4 separate regions of the Homo sapiens genome follow, and regions 1, 3 and 4 are each linked to region 2. Evidence: chromatin loops called from intact Hi-C (ENCODE). Cell type or tissue: heart left ventricle. All regions are shown on one strand. Each heading gives the region's core, and the rest is flanking DNA. Links, peaks and the distances in the headings are about the cores only. Region 1 overlaps CASQ2 (calsequestrin 2). Region 2 has its middle 3.5 kb from the start of CASQ2. Region 3 has its middle 30 kb from the start of VANGL1. Region 4 has its middle 95 kb from the start of VANGL1.

Region 1 (5,680 bases), core at 470-5,469, 55 kb before region 2:
GGTGCTAAATAAGGTCATCTACATAAAGCTCCTAGCACAGTTCCTCAATACTGTTAGTTCTTTAAGAAGAACTGTATTATTTTCCTGGAGGTATGATCTTCTTCCTTGGGGTGGTGGGGTTAGGTGTTTGGTTGGGGTGAAAGGCCATGTCTAACTTGTTAGCAAGAGCAAAGGAATGCAGAGGGACTGTTTTGCAGGAATGACATTCCTAGTCCTGCAGTCAGGCCCATTGCCCCAGGTTACACATCAGTGCTCTGCAGGTAAATCACTGATTAACCACAAATTCAGAGTCAGGGACTTTCACAGACAAGTCTTTCCCTTTCCCAACCCTGAGTGGCAAGGCCCTTGCTCACAGAAGATGCTTCTAGAGCTCCTCCCTATCCCCCTGCCCTCACCTCAGTGCATGCTTACAGCTTCCCAGTACAAGCCCCAGCTTGGGCTCTTTTGGGGAAAGGCACAGCTTCAGGCCCAGGGATATTTGTGCAGGGAGGAGGTGGAAGTAGTTTCTGGAGCTTGATTCATTACAGCAGCAATCTCGGTCAAACAGGTTCTTACAACTTCAGGGAGGCCTCTTTGTTCTATTGTTCCAAAGAGCCAGACAGGCTTCCCCACAATCCTGGAAGGTGGCAGGTGAGGTGGGGAAGGAGCCCTCTGGAGTCTGGCCAGCAGGCTGCTGCCTATGGCAACTGCATCTCTGTTCACATAACACCAGGGATCCGATTCTGTTTGATTATAGCTTGTAAACCTTAGGCAATTGGCTTCCTTTGCTATTTGCTCCTCCAGGGAAGAGTGGTGGCCGGAACCTGTGGAAAACCCACTGAAACCACACTAGCTTTTTCTTGAGAGGTGGAGACAAGGGCTAGATCATGTTGAAAAGTGAAAAAGACAAGAGAGTGCTCAGATAATTCAGAACATAAATTTGGTTTTGATACAATGGAATATTATTCGGCCCTTAAAAGGAATGATATGTGCAATGTCATTGGGACACCTTGAAAACATCATGCTAAGTGAAAGATGCCACACACAAAAGGCTACATATTAAATGATTCCATTTATATGAAATGTCCAGAATAGGCAAATTTTAGAGATAGTAGGTAATTCCTGCTTGCAGAGGTGGGTGAGAGAGAAATGGGAGTGACTGCTAATGGCTATTTATCAAAATGTTCTAGAATTAGATACTGATTATGTTTGCACAACTTTGTGAATGTCCTAAAAACCACTGGAATCTTCACTTTAAAAGGGTTACTATTATGGTATATGGATTATATCTTGATTTTATAAATTATATGATAAAAAATGTGGGTTTCACTCTGTAAGAAACTATGGAGGCTATTAGTGTATTGCCAAAAAAGGGAAGGAAAAGCTGGTCTGCCAGTGAAGATTTTGGGGCTCTGTCTTGGTTGGTCATCTAACTCTCTAATCATCTGCCAGACAAATATTTATTGGGCGCCTACCACGAGTCAAGACATTGTGCAAGAATCAGCTATATATTGATGAAAAAGGCGATCTGTTCACCCTTCATGATCTGCCACTAACTGTGTTCTCTTGGGCAGTTTGTTTAACTTCTCCAAACCGCTGTTTCCTGATCTGTCTAGTGGAACCATCTCTAGATCTCTCCCTATGAGTATACAAGAGACTGAGGTCCCCAGCAAATACCATGAAAGTCTACATTCCCTTGACTTCTCTGGTTACATTCTGGGTTGTCCCAGGGTTTCCAAAATGCACTTCAGAATCTGTGCTTCCACTTTCTCTTGGGGACTCTCTGTCTCACAGAGCACTGCCATAGGGAATTGCTACCTGCAAAATCAATTTTCCTGCACTTCACTCTCCACTGGTGTTGAAAAGAGTGAAACCAGAGAAAAGTTGTCCAAGTTCCAAAAACAAAGTTACCCATCCATTTACAGGGTCATCTTGCACTTTCAAAATAAGCTGCTCATTTTCCCCAGGTCTCATTATTTAGGGGAATGTTTCCTACTTCATTTCCTAAGCACAGACAATATTTTATGGATTAAAGTATACATTTATCCTATTTTCAGGTAGAATTGTGGTTGATATAGGCTAGATGGCAAAATAGGTAAATAAACTTTTAATGTGAACAGAAGTTCACACGTGCACACACACACAAGCACACACACACCCTGTAAAGCTGGTATGTTTTAATATCTCCCCCAGTGCCCAGTGTACCTTTCTATGTTTGGGCAGCAAAGCAGAATGTTTGAGGTTCTTGAAAGCATCTCCAAAAACACTTTATAAAATCAACTGGAGAAAAAAATAAAATCCCGCTAGGCTTCCCACACCATCGGCAGCAATCGTGAAGCTGGCTTGCCCTCTGGCCCACTTCTCTTCACTGTGTACTACCCCAGGATAATGTAGCCCTTGTCACAAGACTTGTTGTCCCTTCTCTGTTCTATAGACAAAATTTAAGACATGGTGAGATTAAAAGTGATATGGTTTGGATCTGTGTCCCCTACCCAAATCTCCTGTTGAAATGTAATCCCCAATGCTGGAGGTGGGGCCTGGTGGGAGATGATTGGATCGTGGGGGTGGTTTCTTATGATTTAACACCATTCCCCACTTGGTATGAGTTCTCACAAGATCTGGTTATATAAAAGTGTGTGGCACCTCCCCACCACCTTGGTCCTGCTCCTGCCATGTGAGATGTCTGCTCCCGCTTTGCCTTCTGCCATGAGTAAAAGCTCCCTGAAGCCTCCCCAGAAGCAGATACTGCCCTGTTTCCTGTACAACCTGAAGAACTTTGAGCCAATAGAAGCTCTTTTCTTTATAAATTACCCTGTCTCTGGTATTTCTTCATAGCAATGTGAGAATGGACTAATACAATAAGATTTCCATTTGAGTTTCTCTTTTAGGTTCTGCATACCAATAAAACTACTGACATCAGCTGGTCTAAAAGGCTGAGCAAGGAGCTGACTTATGGAAGAATGCAGTTTCCACATCCTCACGATTTCATCCCCTTACCCAGATCAATCAATGACCCCAATTTTCCAGGCCCTCACCTTCCATGATCCTCTTAAAAACCCTTGCCCAGAACCCCTTGAAGAATTGGATTTGTGGCCTGAGAATCCCTCCTCTTACCCATTTGGCAGCCTTGCGATTATTAAACTCTTTCTCTGCTGCAAATCCCACTGACTCAGTGTGTTGGTCCATTGCTGTGCAGCGCTGTAGGAACCTGGTAGTCTATAACATTCTGATTTGTTCACACCTTTTCTTCTCTTAGCCGTGTGCACAATTGAAAACGAACTCATACTTAATGGGCGACCACCAGGGGGTGCCCAATATCTTGCAGTTGCATTGTGGATGGGATGTGAGAGAAGAGAAAGGTGAGGGCTGGCAAAGGTGAGAAATCAGTTCTTGCTAGAGCTGTAAAAGAGCAGGTTGAAGGTTTCCTACCTGGATCACTCTTCTCTGCAAAGGCCACAATGTGGATCCCATTCAAATCATCTTCCTGTATGAGAAAAGTAACAAAAGTTACACTTCCAGCTGGAGGGATGCAAAGGACTGAGCCAGGGACAGGGACTCAGAAGCTGGAATGGGAATAGGAGAGGTAGGGAGAGGTGTGGAAGCGGGGATGAACACAGAAGCACAGAGGAGTACAGCGGGGCTCACATTAAGGAAGGAATGCTGAGGAGCAACTGCCAGGAATGCATAGGGTTTGGATCAGGGACTCAGATAAATGAGTTTGCAAGACAGGAAAATACCAACCACACGCAAGACATTAGCACTAAATGAGCCTCACTCCTGTGGTCTGGTGGTTCCAGGAGTGCAGCAGTAAAAGGCAAAATGAGAAAGAACATGAGTCTGGTTTATCAGGAGATCTGAGAGCAACAATGGCTCTGGAGGCAGCTCAGTAAAAGCAGCTGTCAGTCTCTGTTTCAAGAATTTACCACTGGCAGATAGAGTCAGTGATACACCAGATTATGGAGGCTTCTGAATGCTGTGGACAGATCCTGAAACTATATCCAAATGGATGGCAGACAGGAATCATTGAGGTCAATTAGGATGTGGGCTGGTGTTGTTCACACAAGAATCACAGACAAGGGTTGTGCTTCCCTGTTAGGACCCTGCCTACAGAACCCATGTAGTGTGTAGGGGACACTGCTAGAAGTGGCCTCTAGGTGACTTCCTTGAAGTCCTTGCCCAGTCAGTATAGGCCTCCAGTGCATTTCTGAGGCTGCAGGAATTGTCTGGAATTTGAGCGTAAGGAAGGTTGAGGGTGTGCGATTGAGAAAAGTGGTGTATGGCTGTGGGGGCAGGGGCAGGAAGAAGAACCTAGAGAGAGTATTTTAAGTCTATGGGGCAAACAAGGCGCATTTCATGTCTCTACACCCTGGGCAGCAAGGACCCTATGCCTTGTGTCTCCTTTGCAATGATTATTCCTGGAGAAAGAGGAGCTAGAGCTTGGAAGGGGCTCTGCTATCACAAATGTGATTCTCAGGAGACTTGGGGAGGAATATGTGTGAGAAAGAGGCACCTGGGGACAAGGCCGAGTGCATAGTGATGATGAGACATGGGGAGAGGTATGCTTTGGGCACCCTGAACATCATATCAGAATCATCCTATGGAAAAACCTCCAGGCGTCTCAACCTTCCCATGATCTCTGTTTCCATTTCAATTGATTTTAATGCTGGCGCAATCCTATCTAAATGCTAATTTTTTTCCTTTGAGTTTGGAATGGACAAAGCCTCCACAAATTCTAAGAAAGATTAAATGGAAAATATTATTATTAAAAACAAGACAGTGGGCACTGCCTTGGTCAGATTCTCTGGAGAATTTAATTTTACAGATACGCATGTGTGTGCCTGTGTGTGCCGGCTTATTACACAAATCGACAGCAACCAGAAGGGGAGTCTGAGGTTTCACTGTTTTACATTTGCTATTATCGCCAGACAGAATATCCCGATCAGTTCTCATTAGGCTAGCCTGTGTCTCTGTCTCCTGCCATCAGATGGGAGTGAGCGCTGTTAATTCTGTGAAGCAGGCTTCATTTCTGTGTGCCCTGCTAGAACGCATTTGGAATTGGCTTTAGAATTAAGAATCCATATTTGTTTTCTAGAAGGCTGCTCATAATACGGCTGTCACTCCCCAGACCCAAGATGGTCCCTGGAGGGAGCACTGTCACCAAGGGAAAGAGCCTGTCACTGTGTGCGTCACAAAGATTCAGCATGCAGACCTGTATTCCACATCCACAAGGAAGCAGGCCAGCGCTAGGTGCCAGGCATTTTCAAGTAATAAACTCACAGAGCCAGAACCCATGGGCAAGCTGGCAAGTTGGGGTTACTCAGTGAGAACCCAGCTTGCACAGGGGAGGAATAGCTGTGCTGACTTCAGGGCTGAGAACCCCCGGGGCTTCTCTGAATCCCACAGCCTTTGCTACCCAGATCTCTCATTTGGTCTTTAGGTTGTCTTGGAAATTCTGTTTTTAATTGCATGAATCTTCCCTCCTCAACTAGATGGAAAGCTCACTAAAAGAAGGGATTATGCCTTAAGATAACAACAGTTATTAAAGTGGCAACAATATCTGCTATTTGCCACTTTTTCTGTACTTACTTTGTAAGTACATTATCTCAAAATCTCATAAGAAAGTCTTATTCTTATTGAATGCTTGAAGAATCAAAGTGTCTTACCTAAGGCCACAGAACTAGTAGTGACAGAAGGGGGATTC
Region 2 (5,680 bases), core at 215-5,214:
CAGTTCAAATCCCTACTCTGCCTTTTAACAGCTAATGAACTTTGGAGGGTCACTTGCCCTCTCTGATTCTCAGTTCCCCTCTATGTAAAGTGGGGCTGATAATAACCATAAAGTTTCAAACACATAGATGAAAAAGCATGGCACAAAATAGGTGCTCAAAAATAGTAGCTATTATACTTACTTCTCATTGGAGCTGGTGGAACATTGGTTATATAATGGATATTTGTCTGTTTCTAATATGAATGGTTTGTGAACCCTTTCTTGTCCATTTTCTCCTTGAATCCAGTAGGCAATTGGGGCAAAAGGGATCAGGGCTCATCCTACCGCTGAGCTAACAGCAACTTGTCTGAGTTTGCAGCATTTCTAACTGCCGGAGCAAGAATCCAACCCTGCCTCAAAGCTGCTGCTCCTGGCTGTTTTGCCTCTGACTCTGGGTGATTCCCTTGCAGACACCCCTTTTCTTAAGTACCTTCTTGACCATCTCTTCCAGTCCAACCCTAGTCCAGTCATGTCTCTCCACTCTTCAAAGGCATCTAGGGCATTCATGATTCTGACCAAGTTTTTGTTCTCCTTCAGTTATAAATCAGCTTTGGAAAGACAGAGTACTCTGTCATGCACAGCTTCTGCAGGGGCTAGAAGGCAAAGAGAAGATCCGTGGCCTCTCTGAGTAAAGCAAGGCTCCCCTGCAGTCAGACGGCCTTACACTGAGAGTCAGGCTGATAAGGGGTTGTCTTGATGCTACACTCTCATGTGCAGAAAGTTGGGGCCTTGAAGAACCCATCACTAAAACCCTTGACGGTATTCCGTTCTTTCTAATGGTGTAGTCTCTAAGTTTTCAAAAGATGGAGCCAAGAATATCCATTCTAAGGTGCACTTAGCTTTCCAAGTCAGTGGCAAGCATGCAAGATCTCTGCTTTCTTTAGGAAATTTAAGGGGAAAAAGATTTCCGAGTGAAACAATGTGTGTCTTGTCTTTTTGAGGTCAGCCTCCCCAGACTGTTCCCAGTTGTCTCGATCTCACTGGGTTACCTTTATTTAGAATTTGCTCCACTTTTCTTAATATGTAAGTAGGTTTTTTTTAACTGTTACTGAAAAATTGGAAGCTATTTAAAGTCAGAGTCTTTTAATTTCCTTCTGACTTATAATTGACAAAACTATAAGGGAAAAGAAATAATTTTTTAAACTTTAGTTTAGCCTTCAACTCTGGTTTACTACAAAAAGCCCGAGCTGTGGAAAGTTCCTGCCCCTAGATCATGGACTCGATTTGGGCCAGGCAGCCCAGCCCTGAGGACATGCAGCCACTGACATATGCTGTGGTGATCAGGTTTCCCCCAAGCATCCATGGTAGATATGAGGTCTACATTCATGCCCCACTCTCAGCAAAAGGTAGGTTTTCATAGTTTACATTTAACGTACCAGGCTTATTTTCTGTCTGCCTTTCATTTTCCTATTTTTGTTTTTCCTCTGTCTTATTGCTCACCAACTTTAATTTTTTTTTTTTTTTTTTTTTTTTGAGATGGAGTTTCGCTCTTGTCGCCCAGGCTGGAGTGCAATGGCGCGATCTCGGCTCACCACAATCTCCGCCTCCCAGGTTCAAGCCATTCTTCTGCCTCAGCCTCCCGAGTAGCTGGGATTACAGGCACGTGCCATCACGCCTGGCTAATTTTGTATTTTTATTAGATACGAGGTTTCTCCATGTTGGTCAGGCTGGTCTTGAACTCCCAATCTCGGGTGATCCGCCTGCCTTAGCCTCCCAAAGTGCTAGGATTACAGGTGTGAGCCACCAGGTCCAGCCAATTCATTTATTTTTTAAACAAAGAATGCTTCACACATTTCTGAGTCAACCTTACATCCTGCAAATCAGCTGTTTTGTTCCAGCTTTAGCTGCGCCCCAAGCCAATGTGTCATGTACTTCTAGTTTATGTGGTTGTGCTGAAATGTGTGCATTTTTATGTGCCATTAGTAGGTACTTTTTGTTTTGTTTTTAAACAAGAAGGGGTAGAACAAAACACACAAATCAATACAAATAAATGTTTATTGTTGTCACAATATATGCCGTAGGCCCCTTGTTTTGCTAACCATTTCCAGTCCTTCACTGTGAGTGGCCGCCAACTACAGTCCCTTAATCTAACCTAGCTCATTTACTTTGTTTATTCTTGACAGGTGGCAGAATGATTTTTCTCTCAGACCATTTTATCTACAAAGAGAAACGTATGTGCTCACGCCTCCCTTCGAAGGTCTGCAGGTCTCCATTTGGGCGCCTCTGAGGTGCCTCAGAGAAAGAACCGCCCCCAGAAAGGCAGGAGACCTGCGTTCCGCCTGCCTGTGTGATTAGGTCAGGAGCCCTGAGGCTCGGGCCCTAGCACTTCCAATTTGTGAAAGAGGGTTAGAGTCACCAAGCTCCTAAGGCCCCCTTTCTGGCTCTAAGATGTTAAAATCTGTTATAAGATTTTCTTTTACCAGGATAGGCCTCAGCCCAACACACAGTGTGATGAAGTCTGATGAGTGTTAGCTGCGGAGGAGGGTTTTGATGGGCGTGACTCCGGACGAGTCCAAGCTTGCCTCTTCTCCAAGGCAAAGATCGCCTACAATGTCACTGCTGCCAAAGGACCCTTCTTTGGCTAAAATACTCCACCCAGTGGACAAAACAGAAAATGGCCTATTTCTTTGCTCCCGTTCCTGGAAGGAAGCACAGCCTATTGGCCTGGTAGAAAGAGTGCAGAAATGCTCGGGTCTAGAGCCCTGTGCTCCATGAGCCTCCAGCATCCTCTGGCCAGATCTAAACAAGCCTGTTAGCAACCCCAAGGCCCTCCTTTTCTCTCAACTTTAACAGGTGGTCCCTGGAGCCTTCCTGCCTCCTCTGCACCAGGAAACTCCTCAACAGAAACGAGCAGAAAGAGATCAATGCTATCCTGAAAAAGAGCCCCAAAGCTCCACCGATATGATTCCAGGTTTTGACAAATGTCACCTACTCAAGGAGGCCCTCAGTGTAGACCAGGAGCGGACACTCACTCCCCTTACACACTATACTTCTCCTTGGAAACACTCCTCTCACGGGAGATCCTTCTCCCTCTCCCCGCTGAACCTCATTGCTTCAGGGGCAGCATCTGTTCACAGCATCCTCATAGCAAGTAGTAGTTCTCATTAAATGCTTATTAAATAAATCTGTAGCATTACTTTGTGTCCGGGCCCGGTGGCTCACGCCTGGAATCCCAGCACTTTGAGAGGTTGAGGCGGGAGGATCACCTGAGGTCAGGAGTTTGAGACCAGCCTAGCCAACATAGCGAAACCCAATCTCTACTAAAATACAAAAAGACAGGCATAATAGCACCTGCCTGTAATCCCAGCTACTCGGAGGCTAAGGCAGGAGAATCGCTTGAGCCTGGGAGGCTGAGACTGCAGTGTGCCGAGATTGCACCACTGCACTCCAGCCTGGGCAAGAGAGTGAGACTCCATCTCAAAAAAAAAAAAAAAAAGCCAGGTATTTTAACAGCAGCAACAAGAGAAGGAGAGACAGAGAGAGAGAAGGAAGGAAGGAAGGACAGGGGAAGGAAGGAAGGAAAGAAGGAAGGAAAAATTTAATTCAGTAGACAAGAACAGATAAATGGAAAGCTTAGGGCTACTTTGTCCTGGAACTAGGGGGGAAATACAGGGTTCTCAGGGGTAGCAGTAAAAGAACAGAAAAAAAAAACCCTAATATGGAGGTCATATCAAAGGGTCCAAATGGAGGGTATGGTAGGCGGAATAGTGCCTTCCCATTCCCCCACCCCCCATCAGGATGTCCAGTATAATCCTCAGAACCTGTGTGTGTGTGTGTGTGTGTGTGTGTGTGTGTGTGTGTGTGTGTGTGTGTGTTGTCTAATATGACCAAGGAGTCTTTGCAGATGTGATTAAATTACGGATCTTGAGATGGAGAGATTAGCCTGGATTATCCTGGTGGATGCTTGTGAAACAGAGGCAAGAGGGTCAGAGTGAGAGAAGGAGATGGAGGATGGAAGCAGAGGCTGGAATGACACAGGCCAGCAGCCAAAGCATGTAGGCAGCCTCTAAGAGGTAGAAAAGGCCAGGAGAGGATTTTCCCTGAAAGCCTCCAGGAGGAATGCAGCCCCACAACCCATTTTAGACTTTTAACCTCCATAACTATAAGATAATACATTTGTGTTGTTTTAACCGCTAAGTCTGTGATAATTTGTTACAGCAGCAATGGGGAACTAATAGAGGGTGACAGTGAAAACCGACTCCTAAAGTGACAAAAAGCTGCCTATCCTATAGCCTCAGCTGTTTTATCTGCAAAGTAACCTGTACCTTCACCTAGCCCCATTGCCTGTACCAAATAGATGAGAAAACAGCTCGGCACAGTTCAGTTGATAGGGTCATTTACATTTATGGTTCCTTTGATCCTCACTCCATGAGGGAGCTGGGACATATGTCTCTTGAGGCAGGTCACTAACACCTCTGAAGGCCTCTAAAATAATCTAGATCCACATTCTCCTACGTTTTTGACCTTTCTTTTTTATGTTAATATACCATCTCTCAATATCTCTCCTTAGGAGTTTTTTTAAAGTTGCCGTTTTTGTGTAATATATTTAAAAAGAAATGATTTTCAAATATGTCTAGGTTGACATATTATTACAGACTCTTATAAAATTCATTTTAATATCATTCTTAATAATCATTATATACAGAATGAAGATAAATTATACTTTGCCAGTTTATAAATGATTCATTGTTTAATTTAATTAAAATAGACAACAGAAAGGTTGATTTGTTAGCAAATGTTTAAATGGCATATTGGTTTAGGAAACAAATATATATGAGAAATAAAGATTGAAGTTTTTCCTTTTTTTAATTTTTTTAATTGAGAAATAATTGATATACAGGGAATTGCACATATTTAAAGTGTGACATTTGATACATTTGGGCATATGCATACATGCATGAAACTATCACGACAATCAAGATATTGAATATATCCACTGCCTACAAGTTTCTTGAGTCCTTTTATAATGCATCCTTCCCTCCTCCTCCCACTAGTCCTTAGGCAACCTCCAATCTTTTTTGTCACTATAGATTAGTTTTTATTTTCTATAGTTTTATGTAAATGGAATCATACATTACCTATTCTCTTTTTTTTTCTTTGATGTGGCTTCTTTCACTCAGCATACCTATTTTGATATTCAGTAATGTTGCCTATATTGTCTTTCATTTTTATCACTAACTAGAATTATATGGTATCAACATATACAATTTGTTTATTCTTTCCCCATTAATGGAAATTTGTGTCATTTTTACACATAAAGCTAAAATTAAAATCTGTGATTCAATCTAGTTAATATAATGTGAATAAGTATGAATCAAAGTAGGGGTGTTTTGGCATATTCCATTGTTCTATATTATACTGTTTCTTGAAAAGACTCCAATTCTACTGAATTGCTTTAACATGTTTGTTAAAAAGTGGTCACCCAGCCAGATGTGGTGGCTCATGCCTGTAATCTTAGCACTTTGGGAGGCTCAGGCAGTCGGATCACTCGAGGTCAGAAGTTCATGACCAGCCTGGCCGACATGGTGAAACCCCATCTCTACTAAAAATACAAAAATTAGCTGGGTATGGTGGTGCACGCCTGTAATCTCAGCTACTCCAGAGGCTGAGGCAGAAGAATCGCTTGAACCCAGGAGGCGGA
Region 3 (5,680 bases), core at 412-5,411, 160 kb before region 2:
TGGAATACAATGGCGTGATCATGGTTCATTGTAACCTCGAACTCCTGGGCTTGTGGCATCCTCCTTCCTGCCTCAGCCTCTCAAGTAACCAGGACTACAGGAGCCCACCACCATGCCTGGTGAATTAAAAAACAAATTGGTAGAGATGGGGTCTCGGCTGGGTTGCCCAGGCTGGTCTCGAACTCTTGACCTCAAGCGATCCTCCTGCCTCAGCCTTCCAAAGTGTTGGGATTATACAGGCATGAGCCACCATGCCTGGCCCAACGAACTACCCTTTGTGTTTCAGATTCCTGCCTAACAGTATGTCCAAGCTGTTACAGAGCCTTCAGCAGCCAGACTTAACACACAGATGTAGCAAATAAACTAGAATGTGCACTGCTGCAACTGGTGCCCAAGCTATAACTTATATTCATCCTGCCCCCACCCCCACCACCCCCAGATGTCCCTTTTCCTCAGCTGGCACCTCAATGGGTCTAGTTTGCCTGCCTGGTGTGGTGCTTCAGACCTTAATCTCTGAGGGGTGCTTGCTGGGCCATAAAAAGGATATTCCTGGGTTCCAGATGCACTTCTATTGTGTAGCAGAAACCCTATCTCTTCACGGTAGCTAGGGCCAACCACCCCTACCAATACTGCAACTTCTTTCTTTGCCTGCTGCTCCACTGACACGAGGATCCCAAAATGAGATAGTGGTTATAAAGCTTCATTTTCAGTGGAGCCCTGTGTCTCCCAGTGGCATGCACGGAATCTTTCCTACCTCTCCATCCCTCAGTAAACAGCCAGCCAGGGCAGCAAAATGTCAGCCACCTCTCTTTGCAGAAAAATACTTCCCTTATGTCTAAGATTGGCATTCTTTGGGCTGCTCAAATTTAACTTGAGAGCAAGGGAACCCCACCACATTGGCGAGAGGAGGAGAAACTCTAGTGTTCTCTACTCCTATTGGTTCCCTTTTAGGGTCTCCTTCCTTCCTCAAGGACTCACTACTTTCTCTTTACAGTCCTGAGGTGGGTGGGGAATCTGGATCATCTCGGCCACCCCTCAGCAAACCCTAAGATGGGCCCAGTGCCTCTCTTTAGAATGAGGTAGTATTTATCATCTACTGTTTTTAGTTTTGAGGCTTCAGCACAAATTCTGAGATGACTGGAAATGTCCAGTTTAAAATGAAAAGTTGTTCAACCTCACTGTAGTCATAGCAATGTAATAAGCAATAAAGAAATGTCATTTTTGACTCATATGGTTGGCGGAAATTAATAACAGCAATAACAACCAGTGTTGGGCAGGACCTAGAGCAACTCTACAAAAGGCCAATAAGATGCAGTTATAATTTTTTTCTTTTCTTTTTTTCATACAGAGAAAAAAGGCTTTTGTACCTGGAAAATACCAATTTTAGTTCATTTTTAAAGGGTAATATGCAATATATTAAAGTTTTTATTTTAAAACCTAGATTATCTTAAACCCTTAAGTTAAACCTACAAATTTTCTTGTTCTATTTGCAGATTTATCAATAAAAATAATTTTAAAATCATTGATACTGGCTCTTTGATCAGTGTTCAACTAACTTAAATTTAATGGTTTAAATCCTTCTTAAACACTGACTTCACTTCTTAAAAAAAATCATATTTTCTTAGACATTTACAACTACAACCACAACCACAAATTTAACATATCAGATTTTTCCAGGCAAATGAAACCCCTGTTGTGGCAGACTTAACGAGCAAAATTATTCTCAGCAATTACGCTATTTTTGCAAATTAATAAATCAATCTTGTAATGTGGTAAATCAGATTCTCTTACCCATTTCAAACATTATGAAAACAGGAAAGCAAACAAAGCATATACAAAGCAGAGCAATGAAATTTTAACGATTTCGAAACTTATTACAAATCCCATATAATGCAGCCCACTCAGAAGAAATCCACATCCACTTTTTCATTATCTCTATACTTATTTGTGTACCCATCCAGGGTTATAAATCACTCCCCTAAGCTAGGGAAAAAAATCGCAATCTCCGCAGAGTGATCCAATCCAAGATGCAGGTTAAAAAGATGGCAATTTTACTGCCTGGTGTGACAGATGCAGTATCTGCGCCCTGTCTCTCTATTACTTGCCTACCTGTCTTATTGCTCACTTTTTCTACAATGTCATGTTTCTACAATGCCGTGCTGATGCACCCAGATGGGGTGATCATGTAAGCTAATGAGGCCTCATTCATAGCCATGGGCTGGCAAGTTTACACATCCCCAATTCGTAGTGTCTAACCTCTCTTGTGCACCAAACACCTAAAGGAAAATCCCATGCCAGCACACCCCTTTAGAGTGCTTCTTCCCATTTAGATGAACAAGCCTCCATGGCAGGCTTTTTTATTTCTAAAATTTGACTCTTGGTTCAAAAACAAGTCCTTTTATGGTCAGCCAAGGACGGCTAGGGTAGTGTAACATTGTCATAAATGAATCTTTTGGGAACAAAGCTCTTTCATTTCAGTTAGCCATGGTTGAAACTCATGCATGAACACGTACACCTCATAAATTATGTTGGCACATCATGTAGGTTAGCAACAAATTCTTCACTTCTCCCTTCCCTGTTCATCTGAGGTGCAGTCACTGATACCCTCCTCCTGGCTCCATTTCTTCCTCGTTCCTCCACCTTCCCGTCTGCCTTTTGGGAGGCTGAGAATATGTATTCTTACATGGACCCAAAACTTGGCCACCAGGGATGAGCCTGCACAGGCCCAGTTAACAACCTCATCCTACTGCTGTCTTGCTGGTCTGTCCGGATGTCTAGGCTTCAGTCTCCACTGTCTACAATACACTCCCCTATAACTGAATCCCTCCCTATTATGCTTTGAGTGTGTTCCCCAAATTCCATGTACTGCAAACTCAATCACCAATGTACCATATTGGAAGGTGGGAATTTTGAGAGATGACTGGGTCATGAGGGCTCTGCTCTCATGAATGGATTAGTCTATTCACTGATTAATGGATTAAAGAGTTAATGAATTAATGAGTTATCATAGGAGTGGGACTGGCGGCTTTATAAAAAGTAGAAGAGAGATCTCTTGCCATGTAATACTCTGCACCACCTCTAGACTCTAAAGAGTCCCTTATCAGATGCCAGGTCATGCCCTTGGACTTCCCAGCCTCCAGAAATGTAAGAAATAAATTCCTTTTCTTTATAAATTACCCAGTTTCAAGTGTTCTGTTAAAAGCAACAAAAAATGGACGAAGACACTCTAGCAGCCCCTAGTTGAAGGTGTGATGGGCTTTCAGGTAGGGAGACAGTCCCTTTAGGAAAGGCAGGGAATTCTCTTAGGAAGATGGAGCTTTTGGGTTTGAGCTACAAAATGAACAGGTTCTAGAGTTGCTGGGACAGCCAGGCCCCTACAGGGCAAGGCTGGGATATTGACTTTCAGAGCAGCCCTGGGCAGCTCTATAAAGCCCACCTTCTTCTCCCCTCCACTCTGAAGAGCATGTCCCATGTCCTTCCAGGTGTGCGCTCACCCCTCCTCTTTAATGCTTGCCTTTGTGAGTTCTAACCCTTAGGATCTTTCCCCTGCTTCCTTAGGTAGATGCTTAAGAGATGAACCCACACAAATAATTGCTAGTTTGAGGCGCTACTTCTTCTAAATGTATCTAATCTTCATAAGATATCCACAAAGCCATAGTGTGCCAGACCTTAGGTTTTCTTGTCCAACCCCTTCTCTGTGGACAGGAAAATGAACTCAAAATAGGAGAATCACCTGCAAAAGGGCACAGTAGGAAGGGGTGGAGCCTGATGTGAAAAGCTGGAGCCTATTTAGAGCCTGGCATTTCATTTCTAGGATCTTCTCTACCCGCTCCTAAAACCATACCTACATGTGAAAAAGAATGAACGGTCCCCCAGATACTGCCCTGCCTCACTGTGTCTATTTTTTATTTCCAGACCTCTCCCCTGCATGCCAGACTTACATATCCATCTGTCTACTTGACTGTTCCTCTTGGGTATCAAACCTCACATGCCTAAAACTAACCCGAATCTCTTCTCCTCTCCAAACTTGCTCCTCCCATAGTCTTCCTTATTTCAGTAAATGGCAAGTCTCTCCTTCCAGCCTCTCAAGCCAAACAACTTAATCATCCTTGTCTTTCTCTCACACACCATTTTCTAGCCGTCAGCATATCCTTCAGCTCCACTTTCTATGTGGAGCCTGATCTGTTATGACAGAGGCCACAGCATCCTTTCCTTATATTGCAATCGCTTCCTAAATGGCTTTCTTGCTTCTTCCCGCTCCCTGCTTCTCCCCGCTTCCTTGCATCTCCCCGCTCCCTGCAGTCAATACCCCACATAGCACCTGGGGTGGAAGGAGGACCAGGTCTCTCCCCTCTCATAATGCTTCTGTGGCTCCCGTGTCAGGCAAAAGCTGTGGTTCTTACCATGGCCTACAAGTCCTGCATGACACATAGCATCCTCTGGGGCTGCCTCCCACCCTCAGCCTCCACCTCATCTCCTACCACTCCCCACTCACTCACTCTGCTCCACTGCCCTGACCTTCATGCTGTTCCTCAAACTTGCCAAGCAAGGTACAGACTCAAGACCTTTGTGTGAGTCTTCCCTCTTCTGCAACTCTCTCCCCAGATGTCTAAGGCTCACCCCCTTGCTTCCTTCAGGCTCCGCTCCAACCTCATCTCATGGAAGAGGTCTTCTTGACGCCCCATAGAACATTGTAATAGTGGCCCATCTTCCCCTCACTCCCTTTCCCTTTGCTTTATTGTTCTCCAAACCATTCACCATCTGACACATTTTATATTTACTTGTTGGCTTACTTATTTATTTTCTATCACTTTGCTCTAGAACATGAACGCCATGATGGCAGGGAATTTGCTTTGTTTACTGCTGAACATTTCCCAGCATGTAGAACAGCACCTGGCACTTACTAGATGCGCAATAAACATCTGGTGAATGAACAAAGGAGTGATTCTGTGGCAGACACTGTGGGAAGCATTTTATGTTCATTATTTTATTTCACCCTCACAACAAATTTGTAAGATGAATATCACATTTTTCTGATGAGGAAGTGAATAATCAGAACGATTCAAAACTACAAATAAAAGGTTCACAGTGCTCATTGCTGATAACTGGTAGAGTCAGGATTTGAAATCAGTTCTGATTCAATTGTTTATCCATTTTTTAAAATAGAAGAAGGCATTGCAGGAATTATTCTATTATTTATTGTAATATAAAGCCAAACCAACGGAATAAAACACATTATTCTTCCTAAAAATATTTGCATTTTATTTATTTTTACTTTCTTTTCTTTTGTTACCCAGGCTGGAGTGCACTGGCCTGGTCACAGCTCACTGCAGCCTCAACCTTCTGGACTCAAGCCATCCTCCTGCCTCAGCCTCCCAAGTACCTAGGACTACATGCACGCACCACTACACCAGGTAATTTTTATTTTTGGTAGGGATGGGATCTCACTATGTTGCCTAGGCTGGTCTCAAACTCCTAGGCTCAAGTAATCTTCCTGCCTCGATCTCCCAAAGTGCTGGGATTACAGGTGTTAGCCACCATGCCCAGACAGTGTTTGCATTTTAAAAGATAGTATGGAGAATATGGTAGTGTTGAATCCTTGATGGTGGAATTTCATACATTCAGCAGTAGACCTTCCCCAAACCTTCAAGCCGTATCACATAGGTGCCTCCATCCTCTC
Region 4 (5,680 bases), core at 216-5,215, 230 kb before region 2:
ATTATTCAAAATAGACAAAAATGTAAACAGCCCAAATGTCCAGTAATGATGCATGGATAAACAAAATGTGGTCGGTCCATACAATGAAATATTCAGCAATAAAAAGGAATGAAGTACTGATACATGCTAAGACACAAATGGACCTTGAAAGCATTATGCTAAGTGAAAGAGGCCAGACATAATGGCCACATATTGTATGATTCCATTTACATGAAATGTCTAGAATAGGGAAATCCACAGAGACAGAAAGTAGAGTAGCGATTGCCAGGGAATGGTGGGAAGGAGGCACAAGGGTGAGGTTTCTGTTTGGAATGATAAAAACGTTGTAGAAGTAGATAGTAGTGTTGGTTGCACAACATAATGAGGACACTAGAAATCACTGAAGTGGATACTTTAAAATGGTGATTTTCAGCCAGGCATGGTGGCTTACGCCTGGAATCCCAACACTTTGGGAGGGTGAGGTGGGCGGATCACTTGAGGTCAGGAGTTTGAAACCAGCCTGGCCAACATGGTGAAACCCTGTCTCTACTAAAAATATATATATTAAAAAATTAGCCAGGCATGGTGGCGGGTGCCTGTAATCCCAGCTACTTGGGAGGCTGAGGCAGGAGAATTGCTTGAACACAGGAGGCAGAGGTTGCAGTGAGCCAAGATCGTGCCATTGCACTCCAGCCTGGGCAACAAGGGCAAAACTCTGTCTCAAAAATAAATTAATTAAAATAAAATAAAATGGTGATTTTCTGATATATGAATTGTATCTCAATTTTAACAAATTATCTTTGGTTCCATATGCAGCTCTTTAAAAAGGAAAAAAAAAAAAAAACCCCTGATAAACGTTATGTGTATGTGTGGTGGGAGGCAGGTATTTTATACACACAATGGTTTGGTTAATTCTGATGTTTGTAAACAACACAGATTAATTCCAACTTTCCCTTAATGTCCTCAGAATCATATTTTAGCTGTAGGAAGACAAACATTTAAATTTTTGCTTGTATTTCGAATTTTTCCTAAGGATGCCTGTTATGGTCTGAATGCTTGTGTCCCCCCAAATTCACATTTTGAAACCCTGCCCCTTAATGTGACGATAGCAGGAGGCAGGGTCTCTGGGAGGTGATTAGGATAAGATGAAGTCATGAGGGCACAGCCCGCTTGAGTGGAAGTAATATCTCCCCAAGAGAGCTTGTTTCCTCTCTCTGCCGTGTGAGGACACAGACCAACCCTGGGACAGTGTTGGAGGGGAATGCAAAGGCGGCAGGATCCCCGGGAGCCATTGAGGAGGCTGCTTGCCCCGTGGAGACAGCAGAAAGCAGGCTTGACAGACCCAGAAACCAGAAATTCAGAGTGATGGTTGCCAAAGTGCTGTCACTCAGCCAAACAGGGACCTGGCTCAAATGTTGCAAAGTGAAGCCTGTATCTGCTCCACAGGAGCCACAGGCCAGAGGTCCGGCTGTTGGTGCTACTCTGGGACTATCACTCAGGACAGCAGGCACAGGCGAAAGGCGTCAGACCTGGAATGAGACCGCTCTGAGTGCCCCGTGCCCCTCACTCCCTCCGTGAGCCTGGAGAAGTCTCGTTCCCTCTTCAGGCCCCCTTTTGTAAAAGAGACGAGGCAACTGTTTTTCCATCTGGGCTCTCTGGGCTCTCTGGGCCTCCTGGGATCCGAGGATATAGGACCAAGGTAAGCTCTAGTTTCATCAGGTCTCTTTGGAGTTCATTTAAGAAAAAAATAAATAAAAGTGTACTACTGATCATTGATAACAAAAAGACAGGGCAAGCTTGAAGGCCACAGCACTACGGGAGGGTGATGCACCCTCTGTCTTCGCTTTGAATGCTCTGATCTCAGAATCAGTAAAGCCGTGGCTGTGGGATCACTCTCAGTCATGGTGAAGGTATGCGAAGAATCTGCAGTTATGTTCCATCATGTGGTTTGCTAACCAGAGGGAAATTACCCCTGTATCAGATGCCACAATAATTGTCATTCAATCATTTTCTTGTTGCCCAGAAGGGGAGTAATCATAAAGGAAGGGTGGTGTCAGCGGTGTTGACATGGGGCCAACATATCTGGATGGAAAGTGAAATCTCAGTCAGTCATCCAGGCTCAAAGCCCAAGCAGAGAGGCCCCCGGGAAGGAGCACAGGGCTGGGAGTGAGTGTGGGGCTGAGAAAGGGCTGTGCCAGGAGGCCTCCCTGCTCCACATTCCTCACCTGCGATCCCTCACAAGATGACCAAAACAACCCAGTGAAACTGCCTTGCTTGGAATACATACGCAGGAGGAAGTGCCCTAGCCACAGGAGGCTGTAATACACTAGAGGGCAGTGGTGCCCAAGGCCATAGGGAGGGAAAGTCCCATGGAATGCGGGCAGCCTTTCCCTCAATCCCTCTGACCATTCCTGTGGGGGAATGCAGGCCCAGGGTTGCCAGATTTTCTCATTTTCCAGTAGAAGCCAGAAACATGGGTTTTTATGTGACATTTTCCCATTTTTAAAATACTTTGCAGATCAAACAAAACATGTTGCTAGGCCAGAACTGATCCATTAGCCATCAGTCTACAACCCCTGAATTCCAAATGAGTGACTTCATTTTAATGAAAACACCAAGAAAATTAGGTAAAAGTGTTCATTCTCCTGAAAATTTGGTCCCTGGGAGCACATTATTTATTCAATCATCAAGTGCCTACTGTGTGCCAGGTACAAATAGAATGCTAGAAGTTTTCTATTTTCTCATCTCTTCTCTGACCATAGGTCTTCTTTTCTCTGTTTCATTCATGAACTTTTCTGTATATGGGAAAGTGGGAAGAAAAATAGAAGGGAAGAAAAATATAGGCCTGGAAAAAAAGTTTGGCAAGGTGTCATTCCACAAGTGGAGGGTAAAATTGTGTCTCCAAGTCCACCGTCTTCATGCACTGAGCAACTAGCACAGAGCTGGTCACCTGGTTATTGAAAGACACAGCAACAATTGTAGCATATGTTGGTTGGTCACCCATTACCTGCCAGACCCAGTGGTGTTATTATGTTACTAGGCGGTGAATTTTAGTCCTCATTATACTTCTATGAGTCAGGGACTTCCTTTTATCACAGGAGGAAACTGAGGTCTAAACAGACTAAGTAACTTGCCCAAGTTCATAGAGCTCTCAAGCTGTAGGCCTTAGATCTTAATGAAGTTGTGCCTGACTCCAGAATACACACCTTCACATTGTACTGAATGAATGAATGAATGAATGAAGAGTGAGTGGATGAGTAAGCTGAGGCCCTGCTCCCTCTCCCCCTCATCTTTCACCCTCCATTCCCACCCTGCCCTCCCAACTCATGTGCTGGTTCTGAGACTGAAAGATCAGAATTACATTTTTGCAGATTTCCCAAAGGAACATTGGGGCCATCACTCCCCTTAGTGCCTCAGGACACTAAGCTGGCTGGGGCATTGCCATCTGCCTTGGCCCTTCAGGAGATGTCAATGTCTAGATACCCACTTAGCTTCCTTCCTGTCACATTGATACACTCAGCATCATTTGCCTCTGAAATATGTTGTGTGAAGGGGAAAGATTTGAGAAAGCAGCATGTTTTACAGATCAAGAAGATTTCTTATTTACCAGTGTGCTAGTTTCTGTTATTTTTTTCTGTACCCTAGTGTATAATCAGAGCTCATAAAAGTGCTACCGTGTGGGAGGTCTACATTTCCTCTCTATTAAGCATCCCCAGATGTTCATAGATCCTGACACTTCATGCCTCCCGCCTTCTTTGGTTCACCTTCCAGCCTCACGGCTCCTCTTTGCTTCAGTTGAGGAGCCAAGCATGTCCCACTCTGTGGTTCACTAATCAGTCATCATTCCCCAACGTCGCAACTCAACGTCTGCCTAAAAGTCTGTTTCCCCCTTTATGTGGTCAGGTGTCTGTTATCTGCTCATATTCAGAAATCACTCTTTTATGAGAACCTGACTACCAACTGCAGATGGATTTCCTTGCTGCTTTTGGAAATCGCTGATAGCACTTCCTCCTTGGTGCAATCAGAGGAGTCCCTGTGTGGTACATGCTGACCCAGTGGCTAGACAGGGGTTCATCAAACATTTTTATACATTGCGGTTGGCAAACTCTCAATTTCAGGAGATGCTGTGATGAAGCAAGGAAACACTGTGGTCCTCCAGATAGGTCTGATGGTCTATTGTTGCAAAGTATCATACCCAAAGGATGCTTGGGATGGCCCAAGTAGGGGCTTTTCCCATGAATCCAGTCAAGGACCAGCTCCACAGGCTTACGGCTCTGGCCTGAGGGCTTTGATCTTTATAATTTCAGAAAGGACAATGCAGGGGCTTAGGATGATCCAAGACTTGGAGTCTGCAGAACCGGGATCGAATCTCACTCTGCCATGTACTAGTTCTGTGATATAAAGAAAATCACTGAAATTCAGGGCTTCATTGTCTTCACTTATGAAATGGGAATAGCAAGAACAAAAATCACTTCACAAAATTATTGTGAGAATTAAATAAGTGAGTATGTGTGGATGTATTTGGAACAGAGTAAGCTTTTATCAAATATTAAATGAATTTCCGAAGTGAAAAAAAATGAAGATGTCCTCTTTCATTTTCTCTTCTCGCCATTAAGAAGAGAAATAGCATCGCCACAGGTGAGGGGCCTGCACCCAAGCTCAAGAACCACTCTGTTGGCATGATGGCAGGACTCAGGCCATCCTAGTCCTAGTTTCTTGACTCTACCTAGCCAAGAAGTCTTGTGTCACTTCTTTACTCCTTTATTTTAAAATTTTATTATAAAAATTTTTAAACATACAGAAAAGTAAAAAGAATGGCATAATGAAGAATCTACTAGCTAGTTCCAATTATCAGCACTCTGGCATACTATAACATGAATGCATATATATGTATGTATAATATGTACACATGTACACACACACACACATATCTATTTGCTAAACTATTACAGACATATTGGTTCTTCATTCCCAAATACTTCACCAAGCATCTCTAAAAGTTGTCATTGTTTATATAATTACAGCAATATTATGCAGTAACCAAATTAATAGTTCCTTAATATCATTTATTATCTAGTTCATGTTAATACTTCCCCAATTATTTCCAGAATATATATTGTAACATTTTTAGAAATGGGGATCCAATCAAAGATGCATTTGGTTGTTAAATCTTTCAAAATATGTAACAGACCACTTCTCCCACTCCCAGCCTACTGCCACACACTTTGTTCACTTTCATACTAAATTCGACCCCTGGGCTATGACAGTGATCCATCAGCTGGCATCAGCTGGCACTTGAGCTGGCTTCTGAAGCTGGCTTGGATTGACAGAGCACAGCAGTGTGTGAAAGAGGCCTGAAAAAGGGAGCAGCATGGGTAGAGACACAGAAGGAGGGGGGCCTGGAGTGTGTATAGGACACTCTGAGCTGTTCAGTCCAATTAGAGGGCAGGAGTGTCCTACTGATACAACCCATCATGGTGGAAAATACAAACTTGTAGTCCATTTCCAGAAAGACCTAACTTGTTGTCAACCATGGGTATACTAGGTATCCAGAAGTCAGAACAAACATTTCTTCACTGTTACCTTGGAGTAGAGCTGCCTTTCCCTCAAAGAGTTACTGGGAGGTCTCTTTCCCCTCTAGTCTTCCTCCTTCATGTTGGACTCCTCGGCCTCTAGGACCTTGGCTTAAGTTCACTGCCAC

What was found. A loop is a pair of places that touch in the nucleus more often than their neighbours do. Peaks named below come from ENCODE experiments on the same cell type or tissue, not always from the same donor. Only the 100,000 strongest peaks of a DNase experiment are listed, where the experiment ranks them.
Region 1: it touches region 2 in a loop (5-fold over the local background); 81 of 110 quality-filtered maps call a loop at or near these places.
Region 3: a loop joins it to region 2, with 4 times the contacts of the local background. A loop is called at or near these places in 76 of 110 quality-filtered maps.
Region 4: a loop joins it to region 2, with 6 times the contacts of the local background. A loop is called at or near these places in 9 of 110 quality-filtered maps.

The regions. Positions count from the first base shown.
Region 1 is chr1:115,714,432-115,720,111 of GRCh38, forward strand. CASQ2 (calsequestrin 2) reads right to left here. Exons shown (of 11, transcript NM_001232.4): 8 at 3,409-3,463. Among named protein-coding and RNA genes, the nearest start is that of CASQ2, 51 kb to the right of the region's middle. In heart left ventricle, for the core only: a CTCF peak has its summit at 3,292 (motif pointing right); no DNase peak of the experiment used is centred there.
Region 2 is chr1:115,769,414-115,775,093 of GRCh38, forward strand. No RefSeq gene overlaps it. Among named protein-coding and RNA genes, the nearest start is that of CASQ2, 3.5 kb to the left of the region's middle. RefSeq lists an enhancer at 2,354-2,613. In heart left ventricle, for the core only: CTCF peaks have their summits at 2,635 and 2,836; no DNase peak of the experiment used is centred there; H3K4me3 peaks cover 325 bases; H3K27ac peaks cover 1,422 bases.
Region 3 is chr1:115,609,482-115,615,161 of GRCh38, forward strand. No RefSeq gene overlaps it. Among named protein-coding and RNA genes, the nearest start is that of VANGL1, 30 kb to the right of the region's middle. In heart left ventricle, for the core only: no CTCF peak of the experiment used is centred there; no DNase peak of the experiment used is centred there.
Region 4 is chr1:115,544,025-115,549,704 of GRCh38, forward strand. No RefSeq gene overlaps it. Among named protein-coding and RNA genes, the nearest start is that of VANGL1, 95 kb to the right of the region's middle. RefSeq lists an enhancer at 1,782-2,669. In heart left ventricle, for the core only: a CTCF peak has its summit at 2,308 (motif pointing right); no DNase peak of the experiment used is centred there.